Linked DNA regions of Homo sapiens: region 2 is linked to region 1. The links are chromatin contacts, found by Hi-C in ENCODE. All regions are on one chromosome and are shown on one strand. The core of a region is the stretch at or near the end of the contact, and the rest is flanking DNA. Distances in the headings are between cores, read along the strand shown. Region 1 has its middle 24 kb from the start of DIRC1. Region 2 has its middle 34 kb from the start of COL3A1.

What was found. A loop is a pair of places that touch in the nucleus more often than their neighbours do.
Region 2: a map of cardiac septum shows a loop between it and region 1 (1.9-fold over the local background). The contact joins two enhancer-like sites. A Hi-C loop is called at or near these places in 1 of 168 maps with a recorded cell type or tissue (cardiac septum).

What each region holds. Positions count from the first base shown.
Region 1 is chr2:188,812,786-188,815,394 of GRCh38, reverse strand. No RefSeq gene overlaps it. Among named protein-coding and RNA genes, the nearest start is that of DIRC1, 24 kb to the right of the region's middle. Within about 2 kb of position 1,319, at least 3 of the 41 ENCODE cell types and tissues checked have a DNase peak (open chromatin) inside an H3K27ac peak, as active enhancers do.
Region 2 is chr2:188,938,974-188,941,582 of GRCh38, reverse strand. No RefSeq gene overlaps it. Among named protein-coding and RNA genes, the nearest start is that of COL3A1, 34 kb to the left of the region's middle. Within about 2 kb of position 1,287, at least 4 of the 41 ENCODE cell types and tissues checked have a DNase peak (open chromatin) inside an H3K27ac peak, as active enhancers do.

The DNA of each region.
Region 1 (2,609 bases), core at 70-2,569:
GAAAGGTTTTAATAATTATATAATTACAGTTTACTTCTTATAATATGTTGTACAGGCATGGTGGCTGACACCTGTAATCCCAACACTTAGAGAGGACAAGTTGGGACGATTGCTTGTGGCCAGGAGTTTGAGACGAGCCTGAGCAACATAGCAAAACCCCAGCTCTATGAAACAATTTTAAAAAATTATCTTGAAATGGTGGCATGGGCCTATTTCTCAGCTACTGAGAAAGCTGTTGGAGAATCACTTGAGCCCGGGAGAGGTAGAGGCTAAAGTGAGCCTTGATTGAACCACTGCACTCCAGCCTGGGTGACAGAGTGAGAGCCTGTCTCTAAATTTAGAAATGAATAAATAAAATAAAATAAAATAAAATAAAATGTGCGTCTGGCTTACTAATCTCATTCACAAAACATAGTGTTTAATTTTTAGTTAAACATATGTTCATAAACATGAGTAAACTTTTCTACTTTATTACTTCCTTCTTAAGTCATTCTCTTAGATTACGGGAAGAATAAACCTTCATGATTTACATTAGGTTTTCTTTCAAAGAAAGAAAAGTTTACCATCAAAGCAGTTTTCCTTCCAAATTTTATCAATATTATGGCTTCTGTATAATTTACTTGATATGGTCTCTGTTTCAACCTGAAGCTCAGCAAGAACTAAAGTGGGGAGGGTTGCCTACGTTATAAATGGTACCTCTGATGGCAAATGGATTGTTAAAATAAGCATTGCTTAAAGTTAAAGCAAAATATATTTCCCTACACTTAATGATTTGTTTATATTTTTGTTTTAATCTATATACTAAGTACTAAATTATAATAAAACAATGTATCAATTATATATATTATTTATATTATATAAATAAATTTAAAATAGCTCAGTTTAATAATTTTCAAGTCTTAAAATATACGAGTCAGGGTCATCTCCTTTTTTTTCTGCATTTTTTCTTCACCATTTCAATTTCAGTCTGGATTTTATTATAGAAAAATAACTCTTTTTTCCCTAATTTTTCTAGCCTGCCCCATGTGATGAATGGTGCTCCTTTTACTTATGATATCACTGCAGTCTGAAATTGAGAGACATAGCACATGTTGTAGACTTCTGCTTTTCTACTTACCAAAAGCCAAAATACACTAGGTAGTATTTAAACACAACTAAGAAGAGAATTCCTATTAGGTCAGAAAGCAGGAAAAGGAGGCTTAATGTTGAATTTACCAGTTGGAGCTATAAAACCCCAAGTACGTTTTGTGATTTCTGCACGTCTTACCTAGGCCCAAGTAGGTCTGACAGAGAGCCACGGAGCACACATTTCCTGTCTTAAGTCAACGTTGGGCCCAGCCCCAGAAGCTCACAGTATTACACTGACTATTTCCAGACTTTGGCCAGTACTAAGCCTCATCTCACCGACACATTCCTAGACTGATTCTGTGACTTAGAAATGCTGAAGGTGTCTGGGTTGTTCAACCAATCTAAAATTTACTGCTGAGAGTGAGAAATAAGTGCTCTGTCACCTGGGCCTGAACCACATAGACACATGGTCTAAATGCAGGGGGCATTCAGTTTCAGACAATCTAGGTTTTACCTAGTTTTGCAGAAACATTAGTTAAATGTGAAATGTTTCTCTGGGAAAAAATGGTTTCCAAAGTCTTGTTATAAAAATTCAAGCCAAATAGGAATTTAGTCATTGGGAATCAGGAAGGACATTTCAACATTTAGGAAAATCCTTCACAGAAAATTACGATTCCCCACAGAGTTTTGGAAAAGCACACGCTGGTTACTTACTTACCATGGTAAGAAGGATCCCAAAGTCAACTTAATGTCTTTGAAGAAATGAGTTAGAAAATGAATACACAAGAAGACCTTAGTTAAGATAACCACAGTTAGTCATCAAAATATTTTTCTGCCTATGACATATCAATGTGGTTTAAAATTGTCTAGTAACAGCTATATTTTTTATACATATGGTTTTCAATTTTTTTCATTAAACCCGACATGAGACTATTTTAAAAACTTACTTCATTCATAGAGCTATATCATCTAGTACCAGAGAAATCCATCAAAGCACAAGTGAGAATTCTGCACTCTTAAGAAAAATGCCTTAAAAAAAAAACCATACCAATCATTTTTTATTAAGCAGCAATTTAACATCATTTTAATTTAATTTTCTATTGTAAAGCAAAAAGAGATAAATAACATTGCATTTCATCAGCACTTGCTCCCAATAACTCCCATGCTCAGCAAGAAATAAATATTGAGATAATTGCAGTACATTTCATTTATAAACAAGGTAACAGAGGCCCCCTTTTTCCACAGTGAAAGGTCCTCAACAGCAGCGCTATTGGACCACTAAATACTCTCTATCCAGCAGGTCTTCATGATGCTTCCATTAGAGTATGGTGTATCTGAAAAGTTCAACCTTACCTTGGTTTAGCACTGCTTCTCTCATGTGGCTGGTTCGTATAGCCTCAGTGTAAAGGCTGCCGAGGAATTCCTTAAGCATCATGGGGGATATCGTGGCCATTAAAAAAGAACTATGTTACTAACTTTTTCAACATATGTGGATTTTAGTAACTTGGAAAGCAAAGAATGCGGTAATATTTCAATTAAAT
Region 2 (2,609 bases), core at 38-2,537, 130 kb before region 1:
TATGGCACCTGTCCTCAAATGAAATGGAAGCATTTACCCGGGAACTGGAAATGTTGTGTGTCCTGAGGATGTAACAAAGAAAGAGTGTTTTTGAGGAAAATAGCATTTTTTAAAGTCTCTTAAGTTTGTTATTTTTCTGTAGAAGGTAGGACATGTTTATATTCCTTTTCATATTAGGTATTTCATATTCATATATGGACCAATGTATGTATACAAATAAAAAAACCAAGCCTTACCAATCCCTCATGAGATTTAAGCCTCACACATTATTTTCCTAATGAAATATAGTTTAAAATTTTGTAATTTATAGAAAACTTTAGTTGGTCTAGGTAAACCAGACCTAGTGCTTAATATTTATTATACTTTTACATAGAAGATGAGAATTCAAGAATATCTATGTGTTGTCTCTTGATTTGATAGTTATGTCCAGTGTTTGAGGCAATTATTACCATTTCTATATTGCTTGTTATCATATTTATTGGTAAAAATGTCAGTGTACTAAGAGTATAATGAGCTTGGTTAAGTTTTTAATTCTCTTTTGCCTAATATAGCCATAATGGATTATATATAAAGTCACATATAGTGCCTTATTCTCAAGTAGGAGGAGCTATAATGAAGAATGCTAAGAGGAAAAATATTAGATTGGAGAAACCCAGCCAGTACGGCCATACTAATGAATATGAGAAAAAATTCAATGCAAGTTTCCAAAAAGTTAAAAAAAAAGATACAGAAGAAGAGGTTGAGACCTTCATTGAAAGAAATAATATACAATATCAAAGATCAACTACTTTCCCTTTATCAACCAGTTTCTTCTTTTTTGCCAATAAAATGTGTAGATTCTATTTTTTTTTGACTAATTCTTCTTTAGTGCTGCTAGTGAGGCTCATGTTCTTAAATTTTCTATAAATAAAAAGAAAAATTAAAAGAAAGAGTTAACTTTTATTGGGGGATATTTTTGAAAGACTTTCAAGTGGCGAAAGATAATTCAAGTTCAAAGTTAGAAAGAAAAATATAATAATCAAGTAACTGGCAGTTGTCCACAGGAAAAGATTATTCATGAGCCGACAGGACTGGAACACTTACAGGACATGGAAGCTGTGGGTGGAAACTCACTGTCTACATTAAATAAAGTGGGTTTTGGCACTGCTTTAGACTTGATGTTGAATTCTCTGTCTGTATGCTTTTGTCTTCCCAGACAGTCAATTTCACTGAGGGCAGTGAAGTGGGAGTGGGGAGCAGGGACGCTAATTGTAGCAATTCCCTTTCGACTTGCCAGCTCCCTGGAGAAGATTGTTAGTGGCCCAGCTGAATCTCATCACAGTCATGGAAAACAGCATTCAGTAAATGGTCTGATCCCGAGAACATATTCCTGAGAGAATCAAAATGTCTTCCATACTAACAGACTTAATTTGTCGTGTATATTTTGTGTTGACACTTTATAGCTTTATAAATTCACACTTTTTAAATAATATTTTATCAAAACCAACATGTTTTCCATTTAATGTTGAAATAATATTGGAAAAATGCTGTTTGCAAATAGGTATTTGTTGATTTCTTGTCCCTGGAGCTTAGTATATTATATGTTTAATTTCTTATAGCTGTAAGACACTGGAAACTTTAGGCCATATCTAGGTGTTAAGAAATGTATAAGAAAATGGTTTGCTGGATAATAGTTAAAATATCTTGGGGGATAGGAGAACTAGGATGTATTCCATAAGGCATCTCCCTTCATTTTATAATAAAATTATAATATATCTTTGAACATTTAGTAAAACTTCTCAATATAATGAATAGCATACCTCATGCTTATGAAATTTGAGATCCTACATTACCATTTAGTCAAAATTGCTTCCACCAGCAAGAACACCTAAATTTCCCTGTTATCATTAAATTCCAGATAAATGAACTTCTCTGAGTTTCAATTTTCAAGTTCTAAAATGAAACACATTCTGACTTTGTATAATATGTAGATAAGACATCTTAAAACAGATTTCTGAGAAAAATTACCTTAAGTGGACATACCATTGCATATATTATCCTGATAAATCATACCAAATTGTTGCTTTTTATCTTAAAACTACCTTTTTAAAAGCATATACTAATAATACAAAGTGGGGAAAAGATGTTTCTTTTATTTATAGGAAAAATATAACAGTAAAAAAGAGAAGGTAAGAGAAAGAAGAGAAGGGAAAGTATGATTGACTACTGCACCTAGGGATAAATGTGTATAAACCGGTTCATTATTTTTTATATCCTATATGAGTTTCTCCAATTTCCAAACCAAATAATAGAGATAATTTTTGCTAACTCCAAATGGCACTGCTTTTGCATATTCTCCAAAACCATCATGTTCTAAATTGTGTATAATTACATATTTAGAGGTTAGGGTTGGTGGATAGAGATGAGGGCTCTCTGGAGACAGAATATCCACAGAAAAGGGAAGTAGAAGGATTTAAAAAACAAACTTCACAAGGTTTCCTAGCTTCAGATCTGCATGTATTATTCTTCTTACATGTTTATTATGACTACTGCATTTTGGAAGGATGTAAAATCTCGATTTTTTCCTTGATAATTTCATGCATAATCTGAACATCTTAATTTGGCTACAA